2 separate regions of the Homo sapiens genome follow, and region 1 is linked to region 2. A link is an interaction called in ENCODE POLR2A ChIA-PET data of the cell type or tissue named here. Cell type or tissue: PC-3. All regions are shown on one strand. Each heading gives the region's core, and the rest is flanking DNA. Links, peaks and the distances in the headings are about the cores only. Region 1 overlaps FAM234B (family with sequence similarity 234 member B). Region 2 holds the start of EMP1 (epithelial membrane protein 1).

Region 1 (15,619 bases), core at 5,474-13,473, 140 kb after region 2:
ATATGAAGAATTAAAGTTCAGTCGTCTTTTGTACAAAGAACAGAGTTGGGAGACTATTTACACACCAAAGGCCTCAGGGTAGTTTCTGTTTGGGTAATTCAGTTCCAGCCCCATCCTATCACCAAACAGGTTGAACCATGGATCTGTTTACTCAATCTGCCCAAACCTTTTCTCTCATTTCTCTTAATAACCATATTCCAGATCAGTAAATCAGATACTCCACCACGTGAGAGTCAAAAGGTCCCCTACCCAACAGATTATTCTAATCCAAAAGTATGGCTCGTAGGAGCAAAGTTCTTTTGTGGTAAATGGTATTTACCTGACGTTGCATTGAATGCGCTGAGCATCTTGTGTGTCCCTGTCACAAGGCAGATGGTTTCAGCCAAGCTTCCTGGCATCAGCTCCAAACATGTGATATCTCGAGCCTCCTCAGGGAGAAGACTAGACCACAGTGTGCTGCCATTCATCCCCGAAAGGCATACAAGATTAGCAGCTGGTCTTGAGACACCTAAAAGCACACAAGAGAGATAAAAAAAGGAAAGCAGGCAAAGGAGATAAGAGGCAGAGATGAACAAGAGGCCAGAAAACTGCAAGTGGATGGTGGTAAGGCAGCAACCACACTTGTGTATTCAGCTCCCTCTCACACTTCTGGCAGCAAGATGTGAACACAGAGTGCCTGTCATCTTTGCTGAACACGCTTCTCATGTAAGACAAGAGCTGTGGCCTCCTCTACACTGTCGAATGCATCTCCACTTCTGCACCTTTCCCAACACTACTCTTTACATGTCTGCCACCTCGGCCCCAACTAAATGGTGATATCCTTAAGGAGAAAGACTGTCTCACTAATCTCTGTACCTACAGCAACCGACTGTTTGCCTAATAAGAGACAGGAGCAAAATCAAGAATGCGAAAAAGTAGTTAAGAACAAAAAACCAGGAGGAAAAGATATGCTCGGAAACATGAGACTGATCCAGAACGTGTGCAGCGCGGGGAGCAAAATACCTGAATTCTAATCATCACTAATAAATGCTTCCTGAGAGCAGAAAAATATTTTCTTTTTTGAAAAAATAAACTTGAAGATTACATATAGCAATGATGAGTGGGTCTTGCTAGTCTAGAGTTCTCTGGAATCAATTGATTTGGTCCCAGTCAGGAAAAAATATTTGGGAAGACCTAATACCTAGATCCAAGTACAGCTGGTAAGGGATTAGAGTAGCCATGATCCTTAGTAAATAAGCCTTTATGTCACTTAATTACTACATCAGACTCAGAACTTTCTCCCTTGTCAGTTTCACATTCACTCTCAGGATAGGGACACGTGACTCATTTCATACAGTTCCCACTTTCAGCAACAACTAATATGGATAAGGAAACAAAACTTTTAGAGCTTCCTTCTACCTATTCCTCAGCACGACTAATTGAATATACAACCTAAAAACAAGTGACAAACAATGGCTGGCTGTTTCAGACCCTGTTGCCAGAAGATATATATGACAAACAGAGGTGGTATATGGTAACTTCCAGGCTTCTCAAAGGTGCTAGGATCCCTATCCTGTGTGGTTCTTCCTACTGGAGGACCCTACTCCATCCTACAATGCTCTGACTCGTCTTTTCCCAGATGGTGATGGATTACCCCTTCCTGCTAGACTATGACTTCTCGAGGCCAAAGCCAGGCTCCTCTTGTTCGGCAGTCTGTGTGTAACCATCAGAACTCTAGAGAAGGTGCAGAGTGGCTGCCGCACAGTTAGTATCAACACACAGTTGCTGAATGAAGGAACAAGTGAATAGACAAAAAACTCAATCCCTCTGTGTCCAGTAGCACAAAGCTTTGTGGGTTATGGGCACAGCAGCTTGGCATGAGGGTCAAGGACATGAACTCCAGAGCCAGACTCCTTGGATCCGAATCCCCAGCTCTATCATTTACCAGCAGTAGGACTGGGCAAGTTCTTTAACCTCACAACGTCTCACCTTCCTCATGTGCAAAAGGGGGATAATAATGGGTCTACTTCACAGGACTGTGTGGAAGGATAAATTCCTTCATACGTTATGTGCTGACAATGGTGTATTAACACATAGAAAGCACCATATGTTCGCTATATCCTTATTTGTACAGTCTGTGGCCAAATCAGCCTGGTCCATATTGTGTCCAAACCCATGGCCTTGCCATTATGAGTCTTGGTATGAAGCAAACTACGTAAGATACCAAATGACTAAAAACATCTCTAAATCTAAGTAGATGGGGAAGATTTTTACTTCAGAAGTCACGGGCAGGAAAAGTGTAATCAAGTTTTGATTGCACGGAAATCTACTCCTAGGCTGGAGATGCTCTCTACAGCAGATCTCCACCCAGATTGCTTCCACATCTCATGTGGGCCTCAGAAAGCCACTCCTACTAATGTAAGAGATGTGGTTTAGAATTCTCTAAAACACACCTAGACATGTATTCCAAGGCCTAGACGACTTAAAAGCAGTCACTAGGGCATCCTCAGCATCAAACTAGGTCCCTGCATCAGCTCACAGGCTGCAGTTTGACTCCACTGTAGTGGAGGCTGCAGGATCAACCAAAAGCCTTGTGTACTTAGGCTGAAATCAGAACGCATTTTTTCTTTTTCTACAGCTGACATGTGTAAAAGCTGGGATCCCAGAAACAGCACCCTAAATGAGGGTAAGTTGTGGACGGTTTCTTAAGGAGACTATTCACAAAGATGTGGCCAGCATGTAGAAACACCACAAGTGATAGTGCAGACCCTCAGAACTGTTAGGCTCCCCAACAAAGACACAAGGAGAGGACGCAATTACTGGAATCCAGAAAAGGAAAGTCCTATAGGAGGGCCACCTTGAAACGAGCTGTGACCCAGGGTCAAGGCTGTAGCAGCCATTCTGCAGTGACCCCGGCGGGGAGGGAGCCAGGGGAGTGAATACCTCCCCTCACACTCTTACTCCCCTCCCATTCCTGAGCTGTGCTCCCCATTGAAAGGAGACCAGCAGGCAAGGAAGCCTGTTGATACCATCCATACAGCTCAGCTTCCCCATGCAGAGAGCAGGATGGACAGCAGGTCTACAAGTGTAAACTGAAGGGGGAAAGGAAAACACCCGGCCAAGAGGTATTTGTGTAAAGATGTATAAGTCTATGAACAAAAGTTTTCTTCCAGGGATAGGAGGGTAGCATAAAGTCAATGTTCACTATAATCTAAGAGGCAATGGAAAACCAGGAGAAAACCCAAGGAACCCGAGGACTAACACTGTTCGTTGCAAAGTGTGTGGACAAGTCACTTCCTCTCTGCATCACAGTTTCTTCACTGGCCTGGTCACCACTAAAAATTCCTTCCAGCTCTAACTCCCTCCGATTTCTTAGACTGAGCTTTATTTATATGTGGAAGCTTTCTGATGAGGGTTTTCATGTATGCCAGAACCATGGTAACTTTCTGTTCACTGCAGATCCTTCTCTGCAGTACCACTTGGGACACAGCTCTGATGTTTTCTCCTAGCTGACAGTGCCCCTGTAGCAGCCTTGAAAAAAACACGTCTCTTACCTACTGCACTCCCGTTCCTTGACATCACAAAGGAGAGAAGCACATCACGCAGGCCATCTCCATTCACATCAGCCAATTCCAATGGAGACAGGTCCCCACCTGTTATACACATAAAAAACCAAAAAGGTCCTGAGCAAGTTACCACAAACCAGTTCTCTGTTGCCAGTAGCTCTATAAACACCAGGCAGACTCCAGTTCCTCGACTAGGTATAGTAGACACACCTCTCCCTACTCCCCCTGCTAAGTGCATGGAAAAGCCCTGGACACTGTACATAAAACAAACATAAGACAACTCTAAAAGGCAGAGAGAAGGAAGCAGACCAGCTAGGGACTGCAAGACCCAAGGAATGACAAGGTGATGAGTCCCCTGGGTTTTCTTTTGGCCTCATAATACCCAGATAGGGTGCTGGAAAAGCCAGCAACCCAGAAACACCACAGATACAGACAAAAAAAGCCCCAGAAAAGGCTGCCTTCCCTAGCCAAAAGCCCAGGAAAGGTGCAGTCCAGCAAGACAGGAAAGTTGTAGATAATAACTGCTCTACTCCAACCAAACAGATAAAATTATCAGCCCAGCTCCACCCACTCATATAGCAAAGGCTGAATGTGGAGCCTGGCTCCCACCCTCTCCTGGATGTAACAAGGTACCCCACCACCACCACCACCATCAGGGTCATGTCAGAGAAAGCCAGGTGGGGGCAAGGACTGTCATCCTCATCTAGCAGGACCAAAGGAGTTCCACCCCAACTAGCATCAACAAGGCAGCCCTCTCCCTCCTCTCCACGGGGGTGGTGTCAGCAGAGGCCTAGTGAGGAGTCTGGACTTCCATCCCCCCACCACCCAAAAGTGTGGACTCAGAGGATGCCCACCAAATTTGGAGAGAATTCACACATTGCTAGTGGAAATGTAAATCGGTACAACCATGTTGGAAAATAATTTAACATAAACTGCTAATAATGAACATGCACACACCCTATGGTATGATCCAGCAATTTTACTCCTAGGTTTATGCCTTAGATAAATTCTTATACACTGCAATAGGAAACATATACAAAAATGTTCTTAGCAGCATCATTTATTTATTTAAAAAAAAAAAGACTGGAAGCATTACTTAAAGGTTCATCAACAGAAAAATGGATAAATCATGAGATATTCATACCATGGAAAAATCAGACAGTAGTGAAAATGAATAAACTCCAGGTATAATGCATCAATATAGATGAATCTCAATAAATTGTTTTCAAAAAATTAAGTGGCACAAAGAAGCAGGTCACAGGCTGGGTGCAGTGGCTCACAACTATAATCCCAGCACTTTGGGAGGCCGAGGTGGGTGGATCACCTGAGGTCAGGAGTTCAAGATCAGCCTGGCCAAAATGGCAAAACCCCGTCTCTACTGAAAATACAAAAATTAGCCAGGCATGGTGGCGAGCTCCTGCAATCCCAGCTACACGGGAGGCTAAGGCACAAAAATCACCTGAACGCGGGAGGTGAAGCCTGCAGTAAGCCGAGATCATGCCACTGCACCCCAGCCTGGGTGACAGAGCAAGACTCTGTCGCAAAAAAAAAAAAAAAAAGCAGTTCACAGAAGACTGCATGATTAAATTCATGTAAAATTTAAAAACCAGCAAAAGTAATGAATATACAGTTTAGGGGTACATATTGACATGGTAAAACTTTACAGAAAAAGGAATAATCAACACAAAATTCAGGATAGCAGAGGCCTTTGCTGGGCAGAGGAGGATGTGGTCAGGAGGGACACACAAGAGATTGTGAAGGTCTCAATGATGTTCTATTTCTAAAGCTGGGTGGTAGACACACCAACAATTTGTTACCTTTAAACTGTATATAAATATATGTAAATGAAACTTGCCTTCAGAGAAACTAAAGATGAGAACACAGAACTCATCAGAAGCTAATTCAACTGGGATCAGAGAAGTGGCAGAGATAAACATTTCTAGATCAAGAGGATGCCAGGGGTCTGAGGATAGCTTAATCCAGTTCACAAGAGACAGGACTACTCAACACAGGTGAGATGTAAGTCCCATTCCAGAGCAAGAGGTTTTAAAGAAGCCTACTCCAAAAAGGAGACAGAATAGCTGGAATTACTCAGACAGCACCGCCCTAACCATGAGGAGCAAGAAAGAAAAGATAGCAACTATCTTTTACAGGAAATGAAATTATTTTATAATTTAAATTAGATCAGACCTCTATCATCAAAGAATGTCAAAGGGTTCTGCAAGAGCTCTATCCCTGGTGCAACCAGGCCTTGAACCTTGCTTTTCTCTGTAAATAGCCCTTCCTACAGCTTTGCATTCCCCTGATACAGTGCTGGCTCCACAGCAGGAATCCAGCAAACCAGCCCTGTCCTCTCTGGATCTAATAAAGACCAATGCCAACAGACACAACAGAGCAATGATTCCCAGGTTTTTGGAGGTGTTTGTTTTCTTTCAAATCTTAATCTCCTTGCCACCTCCACACAGTGGGGACGGCAGGGTGGGGAATGCCGCATGACACATATTAAGTTTTAAGATTTGGAGGAAAATTTAAATGTAATCAGACATAGCATGAAGTTTCACAGGATTAGGGCTGAAGATTCTGCAGCTCACCTCCCTGGGAGCCCAAGTGGCGGCTCCAGGTGCTGTGCAGATCTCTGGGAGGACAGGGGATCAGGAAAGCACACAGGAGCACCAGGATCATCGAGATCCCCAAAGTCAGCAGGAAGACAGACGTGCGCACATATGACACCAGGGAGGAGGCCGCCTTCTGTTCCAGGCCCCCAAGGGGTTCTGAGGGGTAGCCCTCCGTGGTGACTTCTGAAAGATGTGGCTTTGCAGCCTCTGCAACCTCAGCATCTGAGTCGGGTTCTGGCGCTTCTCCCAAAGGACTCTTCCCATTTTTGACCCCTCCATTCTTCTGCAGGTTAAGCACCAGATCGTCTTCGCTCTCATCACTGTCAGCCTGGGTAAGTGGATCATACTCCCCTAGGTCTGGGCTCTTCTTCCCTGAAAATACAGAAAAACAGAGAGTCAAGGGGAACTGGGGAGAAGACACCCTCACCAAATATATGGCAACTGTAAATACCCAGAAGAACACGGAAAACTAAAACAAAAAAATCCAGGTTTACATCAAGTTTGAACCTTGGTGGCTATCTGTAAAACAGAAGCCAGTGAAGCAGGGGTTAGGAATGGAAGGAAAAACAAAAGCACAGTGCTCCAGGATCACTGCCTGCATGAGTTTAAGACAATGGAAAAGGAGGCAGAAGTTAGCAAATTTAAAATGCCTTTAGTTTAAAAAGAAAGCTCTCTTAATGTGTTTGAATCTCACTCAAGAAAAAGATCATGGCTCCACATCAACTCTCCATGTGCCTAATGTGCATATTGCCTCAGATCTTCTTAGATCTGTGACATCCTAATCTTTCCTGGTAAACTTTTAGAACAATTCTTCTCCATACGCTGCTTCTCACAGCCCAATATCTGTGGCTTCCCAACTGTTTCTATGGAAACAACTTAGAAAGTTGAACACTGAATGTTCATCTGAAGATGTATTGAAATCTCACTTCTAAGAACCATCCTGTGATTTGAATGCCCTTTCAGTCTATCTTTTAGTAAACAGTGTTTACCCCAAAAACTGCTCTTCTGAGCAAGTATTCTGGGAGGGGTGGTGATCTAGCCAGTACACAGAGGTAGGGGACTTGTCTTGAAGGTGCTTTGCATGGCAAGCACTTTGTTTTTACTTAGCTTGCAGTGTTGATTTGGGATAGCTGAGAGAGAAATTACAGAAGAGCCTAGGTACACCTCCTCCCAAGCCACCCACCCCTTGGCCTCACTGCCAATGACTGAATGATTTTATGCCTTTATTTCATGTTACCACCAAGTAACAACCAAGAAAATGTTTCTTTTGGGGAGACTTTATGCAGTAATCTATCACTAATGTAAACTCTATCATTAAATCTTTTGTTCAGAAGAAATATAAAAAAGACCACAAAACCCAGCTAATTAAAAAGGGGAAAAGAATAATTATTAATGCTAGTGTCTACCTCTGGGTCACTATGGCCTTGGTGATGTCATTTCATACATTATATCTCAGTTTGTTCAATTAATAAAATGAAAGAATAAAACACTATATGGAGACCAGATTGTTGCGGGAAGGCAAGGACCCCAAATGGAGGGACCAGCTGGAACCACGGCAGAAGAACATAAATTGTGAAGATTTCATGGACACTTATCAGTTCCCAAAATTAATACTTTTATAATTTCTTATGCCTGTCTTTACTGCAATCTCTAACCACAAATTGTAAGATTTCATGGACATTTATCACTTCCCTATTAATACTCTTATAATTTCTTATGCCTGTCTTTACTTTAATCTCTTAATCCTGTTATCTTCATAAGCTGAGAATGTACGTCACCTCAGGACCACTATTGTACAAATTGATTGTAAAACGTGTGTTTGAACAATATGAAATCAGTGCACCTTGAAAAAGAACAGAATAACAGCGATTTTCAGGGAACAAGGGAAGATAACCATAAGGTCTGACTGCCTGCGGGGTCGGGTAGAATAGAGCCATATTTTTCTTCTTGCAGAGAGCCTATAAACGGATGTGCAAGTAGGGAAGATATCACTGAATTATTTTCCCAGCAAGGAATACCCTGGGGAAGGAATGCATTCCTGGGGGGAGGTCTACAAATGGTCGCTCTGGGAGTGTCTGTCTTATGTGGTTGAGATAAGGACTGAAATATGCCCTGGTCTCCTGCAGGTACCCTCAGGCTTACTAGGATTGGGAAATTCCAGCCTGGTAAATTTTGGTCAGACCGGTTCTCTGCTCTCCAACCCTGTTTTCTGTTAAGATGTTTATCAAGACAATACGTGCACAGCAGGACACAGACCCTCATCAGTAATTCTAACTTTGCCTTTGCCTTGTGATCTTTATTGCCCTTTGAAGCACGTGATCTTTGTGACCTACTCCCTGTTCCTACACCCCCTCCCCTTTTAAAATCCCTAATAAAAACTTGCTGGTTTTGTGGCTCAGGGGACATCACGGACCTACCGATATGTGATGTTACCCCCAGAGGCCCAGCTATAAAATTCCTCTCTTTGTACTCTTTCTCTTTATTTCTCAGACCGGCCAACACTTAAGGAAAATAGAAAGAACCTACGTTGAAATATTGGGGGCTGGTTCCCCCAATACCAGATGTTGGAAGTAAAACCTTTGATGTTTAAAGTTAGTATTTGGTACATTAAAAAAATCAATAAATTTTAGATTTTTTAAAATGAACATTCCACAGAATTATAACATTAAGTACTTTCAAAAAAAATCCAAAGAAAATACTGAATAATCTGTCATCCTAATAACTAGAAATTATTTCTATTTATTTTTATTTTCAAAACTATACATTTTGCCCAATAAATATTAGACTTGATTTTTAAGGGCACAAATTACAAGAAAATAAATCAATTATTAGAAACTTAATTCAAAATAGTACTTTCAGAATATGCCATGGGGTCAGTACAGGTTCCAGATAATCTCCTACAATTTGTATTTCTACTCCATGAACCAAATTATTTGGTTAATTAGGGCACACCATTCCCTAACCATCCCAGATAACTCTACACATAATAATTTGCATACAGAGCCATGGGTTGTTAGAATAATATTAACTCTAATGCTTTTTAAAGTGATTGTTTGTTCTTGTTTTGTTTTTTAGCTAAAATACACCTGACATGATAAACAAAATGTGATATGTACGTACCATGGAATATTATTCAGCTCTAAAAAGGAAGGAACTTCTGACACTTGCTACAAAATGGATGAACCTTGAGGACATTACGCTAAATGAAATGAGCCACACACAAAAAGGCAATACTGTGTAATTCCACTTATGTGAGTTATCTAGAGTAGTCACACTCACAGAAACAGAAAGTAGAATGGTTGTTGCCTAGGTCTGGAGGTAGAAGGAAAAGTTGTTACTGAGTAAGTATAGAGTTTCAGTTTTGCAAGATGAAAAAGTACTAGAGATTGGGTGCATATACAGTTAATACTGAACTGTATACTTAACATAGTTAAGATGGTAAATTTTATGGTGTATGTATTTTTTGACAATTTAAAATGTTTAAATATATATATATATATCTGAAAAACAGGAAAGCACACAGAGTTCTCAACTCTAGAGTTACTTGAGAAAGCACAGCAAGAGACCTTAAAGATCACATAATCTATCCCCACCCCTATCCCAAACTTACAACTAGCTACTTACAAAGACCTATCAACCAGTTACTTAGCAAACACCTGAATGTAACCTGTATTAGGGAATCCACTGGCCTCCAATCTAGAAACCAATTCTTTACACTGATTCAAGAATTTTTTTCTGGGAAGTTGCCAATTATCTGTCCTAGTTTTAATTTCTGGGATCCCTCTCTCACATGTAAGTCCTTCAAACACTCAAAGGTATCAATCATAAGAGACATATGATATGGTATTTAAGAGCTCAAGTCTTCACAATCAAACATCAAGCCAAATCCTGGCTATATCTCTTATGAACTATGTAATCTCAAATTTCTTAACTTTATTGAGCATCAATTTCCCTATTTATGAAATGGAATAATTATTCTTTTTAGCTCATATGATTGTGATGAGAATCAAATAAGATAATATATGTCTGCTTCTTAGTGCCTGGCTTATAGCCACACAATAAATTTTAGCTTCTATTATTATCATTACCATCACTGGTGCTAGTATTGTATCTCCCAGTGCCCTCCCCCACTCTTCTCAGCTCCAACTTAAACACCTCCACCTCTTTCAACCCATTACTTAAAGAAGCATTGTTTCAGGTGTCCTCAACATCCTGGTCATTCTCCTCTGGACACAATGTGATATGTCTGTGCTTTTTAAAATATGGTTCTTGGAACTAGATACAATCCCAGGTACAGTCTGACCAGAGAAAGGGAGGGCAGAGCTATTTCCTACCTACTCCAGATAGCAAACAACAATTCAATTTCTATAACGTAAGATCTTGAGAGCTTTCTTGGCATTCACATCACCTACTGATTCAATTAAAACTTCCAAGCATTTTGAACACATGCTTAAGCCACCCTATAATTGTGCAATTGGATTTTTAGCACCAAGTGAAAAATTTAGCATCGACATCAAATTCAATCTTGCTAGTCAGTCTCCACCTTGCAACAAACATATCAGGCTAAAAACAGCACCTTTGTCAAAGTGAAATCATTAATAAAACACTTCCCAGCAAAACAGTTTAAAGGAAATTCATTTTTATCATGCTATGTACTATCACAGGCAGGGAGGAAGAGAAGCATATGCTACAGGAATTTATAAAATCTGTAAGAAATTTATAAAAACAATTTGAAGCATTCTTTGAGAAAAAAGCTGCTGTCAGATTGGTCTGTTTAGCAAGATTACATGCTTCTAGTTAATGATGGCAAAAGTGGGCATTTCTGTCACACTGTCTTCCCTAAAACCAGGAAAACAAATACAGAAAAATAAAAATAGAACACAAAATAGGAAACAGCCACATTCCCAAACCACAATTTATGAACTAAATGCACTGAAACTTGTACTCAATTGAGAAAGCTCAGTAAGAGTAGGCAAATACATCTTGCAGATATATATTGCACATATATTGCAGATCTTCAGCAATGAGCAGAGTTCACAGAATTAATAATCATGACAACAATAAGATGATGACGATGATGACAACTGGAAGTGTATTGAGTGCCTACTGTCCCAGGCACTGATCCAAGCATTTTGCATGTGTTAATTCATTTAATCCTCACATCAATCTTATATGGTAGATATTATTATTATTATTATTATCCCCCATTTTATCAACAAGAAAAATAAAATTAAAGAGGTAAAATGACTAAGATCACACAACTAGCCAAAAGAAAAGCCAGGATTCAAACCCAGGCATCTGACTGCAGAGTCCATTTGTTGTTCTAACCAACAAGTTATACTACCTCCCTTGTTCCACAAATATAGCCAAACCAGTAATTGCTTGCTTGGAAAGACAAAGTCTGGGGTCACAGAAGCACCAATGAGCCCCATTCAACACCACAGAATCAAATCCAAGTAGGACCGAATGAGGAAAAGTACAAGCTGACATCTTCACAAAAAGCACACTGTCAGGACGGCAGGTTAGAAAAGTAACTGGGCATAATCACTCTGACTGGGCCCAGTCAGGATACAGAAGCCAAACAATAGTTCAAAGAGGACAAGTTTAACATAAAAAAAATTACTAAGCAATGACAGGAGAGTAAACATAAAGATGAGAAGAGAACTCTAAAAGGTCCCCTAGGACTGAGAGACAATATCCAAGGCAGGACAAACTTGATATTTAAAAGGGCTCAGACCCACTTTCACAAATCAGTCAACAAAGGTGAATTTGGAGTTCAGATGCAATAAATTGATAACTGGCAAAACAAAGTCAATGAAGGAAATGCCAAACCAGCAGCCTACAGTCCTGTGCAAAGCCTCCTCCTAGCCAGGATAGAGACATCCACACAGGAAGAGTGCTGGTGGGGAGCCAGCTGACTTAACAGGCCTGGATTACATTCTTGCTTCCAACGGCCCTAGATCACCCCTTTGGCAATAGCCAGGCTGTCAAACAACCGCCCCATTTAAATATAAGTAATAATCAGAAAGGAGCCATGTTTAGTACTCATTCCACAAGATACCACAAAGCTCTACAAATATTCAAGAAAGAAGTAACAACGAAACATAACAAACAATTAGCTGAAAAACAAATGCTGGACAAATCACACCACAAGATGGAAGAAATAATGAACATATACTTCCCCATGGAGTCTGAGAAATTTAGGAAAATCGTCTTCTCTGAAATAAGCACTCAGGAAAACAATGGAAAAAATAACAAACCAGTTTTAGAAAAGAAATCCTTATTGGAATCAGCTAAAGGAACAGATATTGCTGAAAACAGAGTCAGAGACATAAAAAGAATAGACTAGTGAAAATCAAGCAAAATGTAATGGAAATAACTACAGCTGGCAGTTCTGAACACTTATCCTACACTCTTCCAAGCCCTTTTAATGTCTTATCTCAGACCAGGGGTGCTGGCTCACGCCTGTAATCCCAGCACTTTGGGAGGCCAAGGCGAGCAGATCACTTGAGGTCAGGACTTCAAGACCAGCCCGGCCAACGTGGCGAGACCCCGTCTCTACTGAAAATACAAAAATTTGCCACGTGTGGTGGCAGGCGCCTGTAACCCCAGCTACTCAGGAGGCTGAGGCATTAAAATTGCTTGAACCTGGGAGGCGGAGGTTAGAGTGAGTCGAGACCATGCCACTGCACTCCAGCCTGGGCGACAGAACAAGACTTTGTCTCAAAAAAAAATTCTTATCTCAGTAAATCTTCATAACAACTATGTGAGGTAGACACATTACTGTCTTCACTTTCAAGATGAGGAAGCTGAGGCTTGGAAGTTTAAGTAATTAGCGGATGTGGTTTGGCTCTGTGTCCCCACCCAAATCTCAACTTGAATTGTACTTCCATAATTCCCATGTGTTGTGGGAGGGACCCAGTGGGAGATAACTGAATCATGGGGGCAGTTTCTTCCGTACTGTTCTCATGGTAGTGAATAAGTCTCACGAGATCTGATGGTTTTACAAGGGGAACCCTGTTTCGCTTGGTTCTCATTCTCTCTTGCCGCCACCATGTAAGATGTGCCTTTTACCTTCCACCATGATTGTGAGGCCTCCCTAGGCACACAGAACTGTAAGACCATTAAACCTCTTTCTTTTATAAATTGCCTCGTCTCAAGTATGTCTTTATCAGCAGTGTGAAAACAGACTAATACATTGGCCCACAGATAAACAGCAAGTGATAGGTAACAATTCAAAACCAGTCTGGCTTCAAAGTCTGTACGGGCTACATATGATCCCGTGGAAAAAAAATCAAGGCTTTAAAAAGACTAGAAACAACGTGATAGATACTGACAACAAAGGTGAGCCAATATATGCATGACCGAAGAGGATAACAGAAAAGAGGATAACAGAAAAGAGGATAACAGAAAACAGAAAAGAACCAAAAGCAGTATTTTAAAGAGTTGCCAAAAAAAACTTCCTACAATAAAGACCTAAAACTGCAGAATAATGAGTACACAGAGTCCCAAGAAAAACTGATTCAGAAGAATCAATACTGAAATATATCCTAGTAAAGGCACAGGACTTCAAGGACAAAGAAGGAATCCTATAAGCAGCCAGGCCAAAGGAAAAAGAATCAAGTCACTAATGACAGGAACAAAAATCAGGCAAAGATTTCTCCATAGTAACATACACTATTAAAAGATAGCGGAGCAATATCTAAAAAGTCCTCAGAGAAAGAACATGCAATTTGATGTCCAAGCATTCTGACCCAGCCATGACATCACCGAAATATAAAGACAAGCACACAAGCGCTCTGAGTTATCATATTCCTATGCTTTCTTTACATCACAGAAGACTAGGGGCCAGTTCTTGGCCAGCCTTTTGAGAGGAATAAATACTTTTATACTAATTTTTTTTTCAGATACTGCAAAAACAAACCTCCGCTTAAGGATTACAGACTGCAAGTTTTGATTAGAGAAGTCTTTAATAATATTTTTTCTATCTATTTACAGAAAGACAATAAGAGAGCGTGAAGTAAAAGACGTCCACCAACTTGCCTTAAAAGAAGTCCACCAACTTGCCTTAAAAGAAGTCCACCAACTTGCCTTAAGTCCTACTCAGGCTGAGGAGCCAGGCGTCAAATCCAGCTTCCAAGCTTAGGGCACTTAGCACTCACTCGCTTCCTTGCTACTTTCAGCCACCACCCAAATTTTTAATGAATGAAAGGTTTTCAAAGAATAAGGGAGAGGGCACTGATTTCATAACAAATCATTATAAATGCGCTTTCCACAGCTATTGCTTTTCCTCTTAGGAAGACTGAAGATGCTGCTTAAATATAATAGGATTTCCAAAATGGTAGAGAGGAAAACACAAATAGGAAAGTGATGCAACTATACCATACCCAAACGTTTTCAGGAAATATACTAAAACATACACTATTCTATAACATATACTATACTATAGTATACACTATACTGTGCATATACTATACAATACACTCTACTGCAACTAAAGGTAAATAATTCATATCATGGGTTAGTTTACCCAAGGGCATATAAAGACTAAGTTACACAAACAAAATAAATCATAAAAAATCATTTTGCTCTGATATTCCCTCCAGTGTTTGACCTTCAAACTTTAAAATGGCCTAAGAAAAAAAATATATATATACTTAGGAGATAAGCTGCCCTACAGGCTTTATGAATGTCATATTGGCCTTCTGCTACTAATTAACCTCATTTTATGCATGTGAGCCAAACATCTTTCCTTCTTGAGCTTAGCGAAACTGCTCTTTCATAACAAGACTGCTGAGATCTGTCAATAGCTCACTATTACATCAAGCCTTCCTTCAGGTATCACATTCATAAATGAGCACACTGCTGATGACAACAGCTAACACTTACTGACTAATTAACATATGTCAGAGGTTACTAGACCTCCTAAGTACATCCATCTCCTTTACTATTTCAGATAACCCTAGGAGGTAAATATGTAGTAGAATGTGTGGCATAGAGTGAATGTTCCATAATAATGTTATTGTTACAGATGAGGAAACTAAAGCTTAAAGAGATTAAGTAACTAATTAGGTAAAGACTGGATTTGAACCCGAGCCTGTCTCATGCTCTCAGCCACCACTCCAACCTGACTTCCTCACACATGAAAACAGTGGGGATGTTGGGGCCAGACGCAGTGGCTCATGCCTGTAATCCCAGCACTTTGGGAGGCCAAGGCAGGCGATCACCTGAGGTCGGGAGTTCCAGACCAGCCTGACCAACATGGAGAAACCCTGTCTCTACTAAAAATACAAAATTAGCTGGGCATTGTGGTGCATGCCTGTAATCCCAGCTACTCGGGAGGTTGAGGCAGGAGAATTGCTTGAACCCAGGAGGCGGAGGTTGCGGTGAGCCGAGATCACACAATTGCACTCCAGCCTGGGCAAGAAGAGCAAAACTCCGTCTCAAAAAAACAAACAA
Region 2 (15,619 bases), core at 4,636-12,635:
CAATTCAAGAAAGTCATCTACAAATCTGACCAAAGAACTATCTGAATCATGCTTAACCTCCTCCAGTCATGGAGAGCTCACTACCTACCAGGATCCCTTCCCCGATTAGAAAGATTTTTCTGACAATACGTCCGAGTGTGCTCTTTGCAACGACCACCATGACTTTTAATTCTGCCGGTGAGATTACCTGACTAGACTAATTCTTCCTCTTTCTAGCATGGTTGTCTTCACAGCAGAACTACCAGGTTATCAGAAGATTCACCAGAGGCCTTCACCTTAGATCTCAAAATCTCAGTCAAGTCATAACACAGTCCTGAGATTACTGCTAGACACTCCCTGTCTTTTTGCTGGCCAGTGTTTTTCTGACAGTGAGATTCTGATCTCTTTCTGGATAACTGTAAACTTTGGAGAAAGCTTTCTCACAGCATCTGACCAAAGACGTGGTGCTTCCTCCAAAGCACGAGGAGAGAGAGAGGCGTAGCCGCTTCTGGTCAACTGACCCCCATGAGTCAGACGACCCCACACCACCTTCCTCAGCGTGACACCTGAAACTCCGCAGCTGCCTCTCCTTCCTAAGACACCACGCAGGGTGGCACGAAAGCCTTTCTGTCCTCTGCGCAAGTCGGGAGCATTTTGCTTTTGTTGGTTTGGTTTTGATGTGTTTGTTTCCCATGAAGGATCATTTGGTTGGCAAAATGGATGCGCATGTAACACAAAAGCAGAAAAGGAAGCACTCCCTTCTGGGGGCAGCCGGAGAGGATGTGTCTGGAGGAGGAAAAGACTGGGATTAAAGGCAGGCTGAGTGGATGAGACCTTGGATGAGCCTCTCTGGCCACTGTTATTGTTGTTTTATATCAAGTGTACTTTTCCATTCTCAATATTGTGTTTATGCAGGGGTGGGAAAGCAGGGGATTAATTTCTCCGTGGGAAACATGGGGAGAAAAAGGATTCTCAGGGGCCATTTCCTCCGGCCTCTGCATAGCTCATGTTTGGTGTGGAAGGAAGGAACCTCAGGTAGGACTTGATGTTGGAAAATACAGGGCAGTTTTTACAACCAGGAGAAACATCGTCAATCAAGCAGCAAAAGTAACAGGGACCTACATGCTGCAGGGAAAACAATTATTTTTTTCATCTTCCAAATGCAGGCTATTATAAATGGGGGTTATTATACAGCAAGTCGTGTTGGTCTGGTGCTGTGTAGACTAGCACAGAGTCTCACATAGTCAGGGGTGAGGAGCCAAGGTGTGGGTTGGGAGTGGGGCAAGCACACTGTATGAGAGAGAGAGAACCTATTGGAGAACCAGATTCTTATAATAAATCTGCCCCTGACCAACTTCTGACTTTAGAAAAATCACATAACCTCTCTGGTCAGTGGCTCCTACAGGCACAGAGTTCAAAGTAGCACAGAGCAGGGATTCTCAGCTCCAATCCTGGCTCCACCATGTCTGAACTGTGACCTGTAGACCTCACAGGATTAGCATGAGGGCTGAAGGCCTGTGCCAGGCACAGAGTGGGGGCCACACAGTTCCTGGTTGGTTGGTCTCTTCCTCTGTGTAAAATGAGAGGCTCGGGCCGGGGAAATGGGCTTTATGCTTCTCTGGCAGAGCCTGAGGGCCAACAATTATGCTAAAGGCAAACAAGTGGCATGAATATTGTTTTTGCAAATGCTCCCAAGAAGAATAACCTCTCTCTCTTATTTCCGCTTGTCCTCCTTCGTGTCCAGGGGAGGGGTGGATCTGGGCAACATCTGCAAAGACTGAGGCCAGACCTGGGCTGTGAAGTTGGGGCCCAGCCTACTCCCCCAGACTGCAGCTGGTCAAGGGATCAGGCGATGTTCCCTGGGCGAGGACGGAAGCGTGAGTTGCCTTCTGCTTTTGACAAACGAGTGTTCTGGCAGCCAGAATGTCTTCAAGGGAGAGGTTGCCAAGATAATAACTAGGGGTTTGGGAAGAAAACCTAGGTGTGGCCCGGCCCCAGCGGCGCTTGGGTGGGACCAACAGTAGATGGCGGCAACATGCTTCAACCAGCAAAGCTGCAGCCTCCTGGAAGGCGGCAAGCTGGGAGGGGAGGCCCCTCGCCTAGAGACACCCCAGACCCATCAGGTGGGCTCAGGGCTTCATTTCAATTCGTTCTTTAGAGGTTGAGAGGCATTGAGGTCATTCAGTCCAACCCCTTGATAAGAAGGAAATGCACGTCCCCAAAGGAGAAATGGAATTGAATCAGAACTGAAGCCATTTCGCACCTTCCAGGCAGGGCTCTTCCACCTGGCATGATTTTTTCTCTCCTGTCTCTTGGCTTAGGGTTTGGTGGAAGTTCTAGAACTTCTACCAGATCTACTGTTCTCTCTTTTCCTCCTACCCTCTCTGAGTTAATCAGAGAGTCAGCATATACCCCTTAAAACTGTGCCAATTATAAAAACACAGGGTCTTCCGAGGCCACTGCTTCTCCCTGTCGTTTTGCTGAGAAGTCCCACCCAGCAGAGCCAGCCTGCCTGGCCAAAACAGACCCGAACAATATCCCCCTGCAAACTCCGAGCAACCTTCTAACCCTCAGCACAGGAGTCCCCACCCCACCCAGACATGGAGACTATCTTTCAATAAAGGGAAGCTCCAGGTCTCAGCTTCAGAGCTTTCTCTGAGATCAATGTGAACACACTGCCTTGCCCCAAACTAGTTGTTTCAGGGTTGCAAACCTCTGTCCAACTCCCCTTCTCCAGCGTCCTGGGGAAGGGTCTTTGATTCTTTGAAATGAGAAGTCTAAGGATCAAGAACCCCGTTTTGCTCTCAGCTCTGATCTGACCTGGAAGAGGAGAAACATTGAAGAGGTTCCAGCCTGGTGGGCACATGTAGTGGAAACTAAAATGATACCAAAGAGGTGTCAACCATCCTGAAAAAACAAGAAGTAGCCAATGCGACAAAAGATTCTTCACAGGGGACAAAGAATCGAATTTTGACCGAAGGACTGCCTTGAAACATTGAGGGTGGGTGGTCCCCAAACAAGAGTGGAAGGATGGAAGGGGAAACATCCTCATCACTTCTCCCTTGCTCTTTTGCCCCCTTTCTGTCTTTCTCTATCCACTTAGCTTTTTCTCCTGCTTCTAGGTCTTTCTGCCTGCCTCCTCCCTCAACACACAGGCCTGGGAAACAGCATCCCACTTGCCCTCCCTCCCTCCCTCCTGTCCTAGTTGCACCTTCCTCTTCCTCCTCTCAAACTGTTCCTCATTTGCTCCTGTCCACACCTGTACACCACACCTTCATGCTGCAGGGTCTCCCTCCTCAAGAAGAGGGTGGAGTTTCTTTCCCAGAGCCAGCTCAGTTTCTCCCTGAGCCTGATTCTGTTCCTGGTGAATGCTTTGCTGTTGTCAATGTCTTCACAGACTCAGCCTGCCCTCCTCATCTGAGCTGGCACCCTTTACGTTTAATTACTCAAACCTCTTTCTTTTATTCCTAGTGCCGAGTGAATGCTCATGGCTGAGGGTAAGTCCGGGGAACACCATACCTAAAGAATCTGTGAGTGGATGGGGCAGAGGAGGCTCCGTGGGTCCTCAAGGCACCCAGGAGACGAGAATCCTCTGCAAAATGCCCTTTTCAATGCCACACGTTGCCCTATTTCACTTTTCTATCAATTTTTACAGATTAAGCCAGCTGCTAGCATCAGCGCAAGGGATATCTCAAAATAGAAATGGTAGGATCTTAATTTTTTTGTTTTTCGTTTTTTTGGTGTTTTTGTTTGTTGGTTTGTTTTGTTTTTGTTTTTTTTGAGACAGGGTGTTGTTTCATTGCTCAGGCTGGAGTGCAATGGTACAATCATAGCTGACTACAGCCTCAAAGCCCTGGGGCTCAATCAATCCTCCTGCCTCAGCTTCCCAAGTAGCTGGGACTACAGGCATGCACTACCACACCCTGCTTTTTAAAATTCTTCTTTTAGAGACAGGGTCTCACTATGTTGCCCAGACTGGTCTCAAACTCCTAGGTTCAAGTGATCCTCCCACCTCAGTCTCCCAAGTAGCTGGGATTACCACGCCTGGGTGAATCTTAGAATCTCAGAGCCATAAGGGGTCTGAAAGAACCACCAAGTTCAACTTCCGAAAGCAAGAAGACAAGTGTCTCGCCTGTGGTTACATGGCAGCGTCAAGATAACACCACTGCCCCTCTGTCTTCCTAGTCAGCTGTCTTACATCTGCTCCAGGATTCTTGCCACGCTTTCAACCTGTGCTGAAAGGGCTCTCTAGTTTAACTACCCGGTTTGAAGAAACAATTCATGAAACAGGCTCAGCAAATAGAAAAACTGTCACAGCCACGTAAGTCCAAGCGCACCAACAGCAGAGGATTCCATTGCAGTTCCAGGGAAATGCCATCTCCACAACACAAAAGAAAACCTTGACCCAAACATTTTGTTAAAAAGGAAGAGAGAAGCAGCAATCACCACAGGTGTTTGTGCTTTCATCTTTCTGCTTTAGTATCAGTGAATCTCCCAGGTAAATTGAAGGAAATGGTTTTACCCAGGCAGGACACCAGGGACTGAATTGTTGCAAAGAGCAGTCTCAGGACGTGTGTATGTCGGGGCTGGGTGCTGAAGATTCAAGTAAACCCCTAACTGGAACCATATTTGGGCTTCCTTGATTACTGAATAGCAAGTGCAGTCCAGAAATTCAAGATCACCTGGGCGGATCTGGGAAGAGTATTAGAAAAGGGAAGCTTATGGTGAGAAAATTCCCGTTCTACGCTGGTTAAGGGTTAGGAGCTCTTCTCAAGGGGCTGATACCCAGATTGCTGGCCAGCAATTACAAGGAGGCTACATTTGATGGGCAGCCTGTTCCCGTAATTACTATGATGGGTGGTGACAATGTATAGGTGTGGGCTACATGAACTATGGACCAAATTATGGGACAATCCCCAAAAGGCCTAGCTAGAAGCCTGTGTCCTGGTATTGGATTGATCTAACCATGACCTAGTAGGTAGCAACACTGGGTGTGTCCCTCCGAGTATGTACATCTGAGAGTCCCAAATAGGCCTGAGCTTTTGTGTTAGGCAGCTATGTACATACATGTGGGAGGTTAAAGAAGGAACCATATTCATGCATTTAGAAAATTAAATACCTCCAAATCAAAAACCCCGTGAGTATGATTGACTATGTACATAATTCCAAACTTCAAAAATGCTCCCTGCCCTTCTGAGCCTTAGGCAAAAAAAAAAAAAAAAAGAAGAAGAAGAAGAAGAAGAAAAGATAATGCAATGTAGATCCATCAAGTTGTATTCATTAAATATTAAATAGGCGTTAAGTGTTTAGAGGATGAGAATCATTGGGTGGAGCAACAACAAAACCAGAATAGATATTTTCTGAGTTGTTTCAGGCCAGCAGAATCAGGAAGTTATAAGGAAGTTGATTTTGCTTGATTTAAGGAACTTTAATAAAATTAGAGTTGGCCTGCTAAGGGGAATGAGTGTGGAGGTACACACTGAGGTTCTGAGCTCCCCGCATCTGGAAATTTTAAGATCTGTAGGATGGCCATCTGTTCAAGATGGTGTAAAAATTAGATTTCTGCATACAGTAGGAGAATGAATGAGATCCAAGATCCCTCCCAAATTTAGAATTCTGTGAACGAAATGAAGGATGAAATGGAACTGACTTGCCTCCTGCCCTTTCCTGTGTCCACGTTTCAGTTATGTGCCCCACCAGGCTCCATAGAGTCTACAGAAAAGCAGTCTTGCCTCATCCACAAGTTTTCCCCGGTCTTCAACGTGTCTCTCTCCAGTAGTCCCTGTGGGTCTGGCACTACCTGAAATCCCTAGAGCCACCCAGAGCAAGCCAAGAGGGTCTACATTCCCGGGTGAGGGGTCTCCATGAAGCCCACTGACAAGGCTGGGAACTTGATGGGCCTAATCTGGTCTCTGGAGGAAGCAGGAAGGGCTGAGGAAGGCACAGTGAGTCCTTTCCACTCTCCACAGAAGGGATCTCTTTCCTTTCCCCAGCGGTCTGCCCAGCAGTCCTGGGAGATAGCCAGATTCTAAGGATGTGATTTGCTCCAAGTTGGTTCTTGATGGCCTTTTGCCAACTCCCAAGACAGTTTAGTACCCACAAACAATGTAAATGTGGGGGGCCCTCTGACCAGGGCGCCAGACAGGATGTCCTGCAGCCCCCGCCCCCGCCCCATTCTTCGGAGTCTGGGTGGAATTGGATCTGCCCCTGAGGGTGGGAGGCAGCGGGCAGAGTGGGGGGGAAAAATAACCCTCACATTTCGGGATTGTCAAAGCTGAAATCCAGAAAAACTCTCACAGCTAAGGGACTCTTTCACTACTTCTTGGAGGAAGAGCAGAGAGCAGGAATCAGAACGGTATTTTTCTAAATTGTCTTCAAACTCCAGGAAGTAACATGTAGCATATTTTCTCCTTTATAAACCTACAGTATCATGTGAAACCTTGCCACAAATAATGCAGTTCATGATGGTTTACACTCCCAACATTGTCAGGGCTTTCCGTGTGTTGACTGGTTATTAGTTTTAACCTGCACAGAACTAAAAGATTTGTATAATTTTCACAGGATATTAACACTATTGATTTAATAATGGCTAATCCACATCCATGTAATGTGGAAATAATAAACATGTGAAGCAAATGTAGGAGTTCCCTTCATCTTGAAAAGTTGCCCTGATGCCTACTCAATCGTCCCCCTTGGGGCAGTTTTACAAGGAGCATTGCCTGCTCAACACAGGGTTGATTACATGTAACTTCTCTCCCAACGTACTGCCTTTCTAAAGGAAAAGCCTAACTTTGTCAGACAAGCTGAATCCTGTCATTCTCATCTTGTTTACTTGGGGAAAAAATATACCAGTGTCTATGTTGAAATGGGCCACACCTCGGTAGACACTCACCCAAAATGCTAACCGAAAAAAAGAAAAAAAGAAAAAAAAGAAAAAGCACCCTTCTTCATTCCTCCAGATTTCATGATTAGCATGAGTGTTTGCATTTATACAATCACATTTCGGGAACAAGAGAAAAGATAAGCATTTCAAAACAATCACTGCCTTCCATGCAAAGAAATTCCACATCCACTTTCTTTTAAAAGTTCTTTTATCGTTTCTGGTATGCCATCTTTTCACTCAGCACTGAAAGGCAGCTCTTTCTGGGGTGAAAGCACAAAGCCACTCAACAATTTTTAACAGGCACAGATGAAGTTCTCCTGCCCCACCCTCTTCTCCAAACCCAGCTTCCCTTTTGCCTCCCCCGCCCTCCACATCTGGCCAAGAGAAGGCATCTGGAATCCTCATCAGCTCCTGCTTCGACCAAGTGAACCCCTCCCACGTTTCATTTAAAACACCATTTGCCTCCCTCTCTTTCTCTCTCTAACAGTTTTCTTTTTTCATTTTTTTTCTTTTTCTTTTTTTTCCTTTTTGAGACAGAGTCTCACTCAGCTGCCCAGGCTGGAGTGTAGTGGCGCAATCTCAGTTCACTGCAACCACCATCTCCCGGATTCAAGCAATTCTCCCGTCTCAGCCTACCAAGTAGCTAGAATTACAGGCACCTGCCATCATGCCTGGCTACTTTTTGTATTTTAGTAGAGACAGGGTTTCACCATGTTGGCCAGGCTTGTCTTGAACTCCTGACCTCAGGTGATCCGCCCGCCTCAGCCTCCCAAAGTGCTAGGATTACAGGCATGAGCCACCGTGCCCGGCCAACAGTTTTCTTTAAACAAACCAATCCCCCTCTTCCCATCCTGTGAGGAGAAAAAAAATACTTAAATTTAAACAGAAGTGAATAGGGAAGCAAACAGGCAGGAAAAGCAATGTCAAAAATAAACTGAAAACCAGTTATCTATCCACCACCACCCAAAAAATCCCAACCAACAACCAGCGAGCAGAGTAACAGTTCAAGTCCTGAAGCAATCGGAATCAAAACGGAGGAGGTGAAAAACATCTGGCCAGTTCCCGATGTCATTTCCAAGGTGTGTGGTGTTTCCTCCATAAACAGGATCCTATCCCAGTTTGTTTCAAAGTCCCTGCTCCCTCCACATCCTAGAACAAGAACCCGGTCACTGCCAGGCACGATTTTAGCCCCATCCCATTGATTTCCCCAGACTCCGTCCTCAAAATACACTTTTCTGAACTTTCTAGAAAAAGTTGTCTCTGTATCCACTTTGAGCCAAAAGTTTCAAGGACTTGGTTCTTAGAGGATCATAGAAAAATAGCGAAGGAAGAAAAGAAAAAGCAAAACTAAGATGAGGTCAGAAGAAGCAGAGCCGTGGAAAGGAAGGAGAAGTTTTGCTGAGAGTCCCCACAGCGTTGGGAGCTGTCCTACCTGAAGGGTCCCAGCGACAGAGGCGCTCTGAGTGGCAGGTGCTGGCAGCAGCCCTGGTCCGCTCTTCTGGAAGTATGTGACCGCACTGAGGGGAAGGACCTGCCTCCCGAGGTTATAAGTTTCCTCTGCTGGTGTACTGGGGTGTGTAATGGGCGGTTTCTTTTCACCGTGTTTTAAAGGAGTTTCTATGAATCAGTCTGGCTTTAAAAAAAAAAAAAAGATTTGTTGGTAAGCTACGCCCTGCTAAGCTGGCAGTCAGTCAAGAGTGGCTGGGAGTGAGCCATCAATTCAAAGAACCCTGTTGTAGGCTCTCTCTGACTCAGACACACAGACCACAGTGGAAAAAAGGAGGGACATTGCTTCAAATGAGTAACAGGATCACACAAATAGATCTGTTTACTGAAGCCCATTCCTCCTCACCAAAAAGGAGACTTGGTTACCATGGACATAAGGCAAAACACAAGGTTTCAGCCTGGGAGGGGGAGGAAAGGGGCCAGTGTCCTGCTGACTGAAGTCCTAGGTCATCATCAAGCGAGATTCCCAGTCTTCCTCCCCCATTAAAAGCATCAGCTGCTGCTCACTGTCAGGAATTATCAGATTCCTTTTTTTATTTACTTCCCTGCCTGACCCTGGTGCACTGTCCTGTGGGTGGCTGTACAGGGAGGCCCTGAAGGCGAAGGGGACACACTAGGAGCTCTTGCAGCCCTGCCTCTGAGTGATGGAGCACTGATTGAACAGCAGAGAATTCCTGGTCTTTCATTATGCTCTGCTAGTGCCCGTGTGGACTCTCCACATTCCAGGAGGAAGTCCTCTAGTTAAGAACTTTGCTCTCTGTAATAATCAGCTGGACCTTGTTCTACAATTGACTTTCTTGAACTTGGCCAGTAGCATAATCATCCCTACTACCTCCCTGCACCACTCCTCTCTCTCTCTCAACTCTGGAGCTGGGAGAGGCCTGTGAAGTCATCTCATCCCACAGCCCAGGCATTCCACTGGAGAGAGTAAAAGCCCAGATGCCTGAGTTCAAGCCCAGCTCTCCACAAATTTGCTGTGTGACTTTAGGCAAACCACTTAACTTCTCCATGCCTATTTTCTCATGCATAAAATGGAGATGGCAGGTATGTAACTCATAGAGCTATGATGAGAAATACACATATAGGGGCTCATGGCAGTGTGCATAGTGAGCGCTCAACAAATCTTAGCTACAAGGATTATTTTACTGAAGAAGCAGCTCAGGCCCAGAGAGGTGAAGTGACTTATTCAAGGAGATACAGTACGTTACCAGTAGCAGCTTGGATCTAGGTCAGCACATCCAAGCAATTCTATTTCTGTTATTCTCTGCTGCACCCTGACAACTTATTTCAATTCAAAATATGCGTGTGTAGTATTTATTCATTCATTCTGCCAATACAGGCTGCACGTCAGTCTTCACTGGGCCTGATTCAGAGCACTGAGTCACAGAAGTGAATGACATCCCTGCCTCTTGGAACTTATATTCCCTAAAAAGATAGAAAACAGACTGGTGGCTATTCACCAAAATGTTGATCAAATTCGATGATAAAATTATGGATGCAGTTTAGTTTGTTCTGGTCACAATTCTGTATTTTCCAAATCCTCTGCAATGAACCTATATTACTGTCTTTAGGATGTTGGCATGTGGATGGATGGATTTTAGGAAAAAATATTTTAACATGGGAATGTGGAGAATATTTTCTAAGGTGGATGATAAGGAAAACACAACACACACACACACACACACACACAATGATTTGATGATGCTGCATCTTCACAAGTCCCTGAGAACTGAATTCTATCTCTGTAAAAGTAAGAAGGTCTGGATTTTCTCACTGAAAACTGATGACGTGATAAAAGACTGCATGTTTCTCATAGAGTTCCTCACCTCTCCCCTCTCTCATTGCTCATTTGATAATAAAAATGCCTGTCTGAGAGGGGCCACTCCCAGCAGTGGGTTGAGAGTCCCTGTGATCTCTGAGCATCCCAACCCTCAGGGAGGGGAGGGTGTCTGCAGGTGAGGCCAGGAAATCCCCAGGCATGTGCTGGCGCTCCAGATGGGCCAGTCTCCCCTGCTGGAATCGGCCTGTCTCCCTGGCCTTTTCCTACTCTCAGGGTTGCCTTTCACCCCTGATGCCCTCTGCCAGTTTTAAAGTCTCTCTTCCCTCAGCTGCCTGGAAAGGAGAACTGGACTCCAGAGGAAGTGTTCTCAGATGCTGAGGAGTATGTGGTCTGATTGCATTTCTTAAAGAGAAACCTGGAGCCAAGGAATAGCAGAGGGGAGGCATTCTCCCTCCCACCTCCTTCTCGGGCTTAACAAGGGGAAAAATCAGGAACTTTTCTTAAAGTACTTGAGTAGAGGAATCCTTCAGTCTATCTGGATTTCCATGGATTTCACAAAGAGAGACGCTGGGCTCAGGGACGGGCTTCAAAACAGGACCCAGAAAGCAGGAGGCCCAGTTTCCACGCCTACTACCTGGCAGTGGCTGTGAGCGAGGCATCTGCCTGCCTCCATTTCACCTTAAAGTGAGTAGACAGCATCACCTTCCAAATGGGTCTGATAAATCTCACCTTCCTGTGTGCTTTTGGAGATGTCTAGGTTTGGAGAGAAAATATTAAATGCATTGAGCTGTGAAAACACACCCATGCACACATGCAAAAACACATGCACGCACACACACATGCACACATGCACACACAGAGTGGTGCCATAGAAAGCCAAGTTGTGTAAATATTTTTAAAAGATGAATGCAAGTCCAGGATTTCTAAAGACTTATAATTAACCCTTGAAATATCACTGAGCTTATTTTATAAAACAAAGTTATCCAGTCTGGGAAAGCAATTGGATCTGTTCTGGCTGAAGTTCTAGCTTTTTGTGCCTCTGGATGTGATTAACTCGTTAAGCCTGAGTGTTCCTTTGGCTATGAGCAGACAATTTTGAGACTACAGACAGTAAACGGTTCAGGGCCTAAAACCACATGGGGCTGGAGATACAGCTCCCCTGGCGTTTATATGGTCTTTCCAAACAATGTCGAGTAAGCTGCCTTTCTGCTCCCATTTCCCCCATTTGGAAGGTAAATTAGACACATTCATTTTCTGCATGGGCAAAGAACCGGACAAAGTTTCATTTGACCTCACTCAATAAAGCCATATATTCTTGGGAGGGAATGTCTCTCTCACCCAGTGCAAATGTTACTCCAGCAAAGGGATATTTTCCCCTTTTTCGGAAGCAACAAGAATCAACTTCTGGCACGTTGCCATTTGGGGCAGATTTTCAAGTTTGAACCGGCGTAAACATTTTAATGAATGCATGAAACGAAGGCTTTTAATGACTGATACAAGAAGTCTACTAAGGCAGGTCTGGCCCCTACAGCCCACAGAAAAGAAAACTAATAATAGCTTGAACTTGTTTTTGTTCAAACTCAGTTAACCGAAAAGAATCCCAAACTATGCAACATGTTCCCCAAAGCTATTATATGAACAGGGATGTCAATATTAATATTAGCACACACTGCTTGGAAGGTAAATAGAATGGGGGAAAAAGTTACACAGTATCTTCCCAAGTCAAAGGAATGTTTGTTCCTCACAACTCCTCTTTGAAATTTGAGAATTTACCAGAAATGTTGTATTCCTTCCCTTTCCTTTCTTTCTTTCTCCAACTCTCCTCTCTCTATTTCTCTCTCAGGCTTTCTTCTGGCTTTCTTTATGGTTTTTGGGGGTGTTTTTGTTGTTTTTTGGGTTTTTTGTTTGTTTTTGTTTGTTTTTTTGAGACGGGGTCTCGCTTTGTCACCCAGGCTGGAGTGCCGTGGTGCAAGCTCGACTTATTGCAATCTCCGCCTCCTGGACCCAAGCGGTCCTCCCACTTCAGCCTCCTGAGTAGCTAGCACTACAGGCGTGTGCCACCACACCTGGCTAATTTTTTGTTTTGCTTTGTTTTTGAGACAGAGTCTCGTTCTGTCTCCCAGGATGGTATGCAGTGGCACAATCCTGGCTCACTGAAGCCTCTGCCTCCCAGGTTCCAGCAATTCTCCCACCTCAACCACCAGAGTAGCTGGGCTCAGATAATCTGCCCAACTCAGTCTCCCAAAGTGCTGGGATTACAGGTGTGAGCCACCACACCCAGCCCATTTTCTTCTGGCTGTTATTGCTTTCTTTCTTTTTCTTTTTCTTTTTCTTTCTTTCTTTCTTTTTTTTTTTTTTTTTTTTGTGATGGAGTTTTGCCCTTGTTGCCCAGGCTGGAGTGCAATGGTGCGACTTCAGCTCACCACAACCTCTGCCTCCTAGATTCAAGCGATTCTCCTGCCTCAACCTCCCGCGTAGCTGGGATTACAGGCATGCACCACAACGCCCGGCTAATTCTGTATTTTTAGTAGAGATGGTGTTTCTCCATGTTGGTCAGGCTGGTCTCAAACTCCCAACCTCAGGTGATCCACCCGCCTTGGCCTCCCAAAGTGCTGGGATTACAGGCGTGTATTGCTTACTTTCTTAAATTCCTCTCAGTAAGATGTAATTTTAATATAGTTTCACAAAATGAGAAGTCTCTAAAATCCTCCTAGTACCCCACTTTCTGGTCTCTTAGCTAGCTGGTCCTTAAACTGCTTAGGAAAGAGAACACTGATGAAATACCAAGAGCCTTTCTAGAATATGGGCCATGGCCTGACACTTTTGGTGGAACAGAGAGGAAAGTGGCATGTGGCTAGAGAGGAGAAGTGGTGATGTCAACAATGACATCTAAACTTGCAGGAGAAATGAGCCACCCTTGCCACATTAGACAGTTACCAGATTGATACTAATTGCTGAACCCAGTTTTTTCAGGCAGTTGGGATATGCGTGACTGATCCAAATCGCTGACAAAGGGAGCTGAGCCATTTCCAGTGTGGATACAGCTTTATGGCGGGAGAAGAATAACAAGAAAATAAGTAAGAAGCAATTGTAGCCAAAATGAAAAATGAAGAGATCCTTTCTCCAGCCAATGCCAGCTGTAATACTAGAAGACAGATATTAAAGGTATACTGAATAAATGTTTTTCTTTTGTACCTTAGCTCTCCTGTTACTGAGTGCATTGTTCTTACTGCTTAATGGACCATTTCAGGTAAAGAACTGAATATTCATAAGAAATAAAGAGTGATTAGCCCTTCCTTTGCATACAGTGAGCAGCAGGTCCAGTAAGCAGATGCTGGCTACATAGTAGGCATTCAATTAAAATGTAGTACATTCAATCAATGAAGTGTCAAATAACCGAGTAATGGGATCTCGGTTCCTCAAACTCAGATGCCGCATGGTCAGAGCACCCATCTAGCTAAGCCACCATAGCTGTGGGGAAAGTAGTTAGTACATGTCTTTAAATTTGCCTGAGAAAAACTGCCATGGAAGGGGCACAAAGCCAAGTGGTCCAGCCTAAGAATCCTAAAGCACATTCCCCATGAGACTGTGTGGTCCACAAAACACACGAGACCCAGAGATGAGCCAGAGTAATCTTTGAGACCAAGTTAGCACTTTCAAAGACACAAATTGGTTCTTGGTGGAAACAAACAAATAAACAAGTACTAAGTAGAGTGACTTGATTATTCAGCCTCACTGGAAAACGGAATATGCATCCTGGTTAAATTTTAGGATAATTGGTCAATTTTTAAAAAAATATTACAGGATGAAACGAGACCTCTTTCCACCCTTTGAGACATGCACATGCACAAAAGTTGGCCTTTGCCATTCCAAACACAGATGCCAGGTCCAGCCTCTTCTTGTAGGATGATGTGTAGGGAGGAACTTCAATGCTCTTAACCTGGCAGAGTCCATGGCCACAGGATTTACAGCTATTCTTCCTTGGACAAAGCTAGATAAACTCTGACGAACACACAAAGCTAGATAAACTCTGACGAACACACAAAGCTCTCTTTTCGGGACATGTTGCTGATCAGCCCTCTTTGGTTAACATACTATGTCCTCAGCCAAATTACAGCGCTAGCCAATGCAATTGATTCAGTCTCACCTTTCCAGCTATAATTCCACTCTAGTCATGCTTGCCTGTGACTATACCCGGTCATCTTAATTAGAGGTAGGGGGTTCCTAAATCTCTCCTGCCACCCATTTGTGACTATTTTAAAGGTAGTCACCTCCACAGAAGCTCAAAGCAACCATTCCATTCATTCCAACTTTTACTCTTCAAAAGAGACTTTATCTTGAAGTTCTGGGGACATCTTAATCTACTTCCTGCACCAGCAACTTTCATTGGAAGATCCAAGGTACCATGCTCTCTGAATGGCCATCCCCTGGATTGTGTGCTGGGCAGCACTTGCCTATTATTGAGGAAAGCAACTATAAACCAACTGGGTGTGGAAATTCACTCCCACCATCCTGGGAAGCTCTGAAACTGCACATGGAGTTCCATGACCAAAAAAAGAGGAAGTCCTTTTACTGTTCGATTTCTGATTATAAAAAATAATATATTATCTTCAAACAAAATTCCAACAATGCATGGAAGTGTAAATAAAAAAGTTAAAATTATCCAAAACCGCACATCTTGGGTAATTATTATAAACATTCTTTCATATATATGTATTCATATACGCATATGAAATTTTACCCAAAACGATGTGCATGCTGCATTGACATCCATTATTATTACATACCAAAATTTATGTGTCCCTCTAGCTAAGCCCCTCAGCACCCCATGTCAATAAATGTAGATCGACATCATTATTCGTAATGACTATGTAGTATTCCACTGAGTGCATATACCATAAGGCATTTAAGCAATTCTTTATTAGTGGATAATAGATATTTATGCTGCTTCAATTGTTTGCTATGATAAACAATACCATGGTGGAACTCCTGTACGTAACATATCTGTACATGTAATGACATATTTGCCGCCTTATTAACTATTCTGTTTCCCATCCATTGGACTGGTGTACAGCACTGATCATATCACTCAATGGTGTGCAATCTTAGAAAGCTTACTTAAGCACTCCAGGTCTCAGTTTCTTCCATGGGGTCATTTCTCATGATCTTGAGGGTCCCCTCTAGTATTAATATTATATGGTCACTTTCCCAAATCTAAAAACTTAGGCGAAGCCTGTGTTAATGGATGCCAACCAGCTCTCTCTGGCCTCTTTCCTTCTCTTTTTATGTCATGAGCAATGATTGACAGTTCATATTGCTGTCCTTCTGATCTTTCATCTGAGAACATGAAGCCAAAGGAGGCTGCCTAACTTTAAAGACATAGGGCTGAGTTGTTGCCAGGAATCTGATCTTTTAAAGATCCCTTAGTTCTGGCTAAATCTCCCCAGACTACTCCATTAGCATTTTCAGTT

The links. ChIA-PET counts read pairs that join two places held together with the same protein. Peaks named below come from ENCODE experiments on the same cell type or tissue, not always from the same donor. Only the 100,000 strongest peaks of a DNase experiment are listed, where the experiment ranks them.
Region 1: POLR2A ChIA-PET joins it to region 2 with 14 read pairs; 3 of 35 experiments call an interaction of 5 or more read pairs at or near these places.

Annotation. Positions count from the first base shown.
Region 1 is chr12:13,046,464-13,062,082 of GRCh38, reverse strand. FAM234B (family with sequence similarity 234 member B) reads right to left here. Exons shown (of 13, transcript NM_020853.2): 2 at 6,137-6,532; 3 at 3,534-3,632; 4 at 320-508. Among named protein-coding and RNA genes, the nearest start is that of FAM234B, 9.9 kb to the right of the region's middle. In PC-3, for the core only: no CTCF peak of the experiment used is centred there; no DNase peak of the experiment used is centred there.
Region 2 is chr12:13,189,548-13,205,166 of GRCh38, reverse strand. EMP1 (epithelial membrane protein 1) reads right to left here and starts at 8,441. Exons shown (of 5, transcript NM_001423.3): 1 at 8,295-8,441. RefSeq lists an enhancer at 5,901-6,401. In PC-3, for the core only: no CTCF peak of the experiment used is centred there; DNase peaks (open chromatin) are centred at 8,506 and 9,726; H3K4me3 peaks cover 3,997 bases; H3K27ac peaks cover 4,618 bases.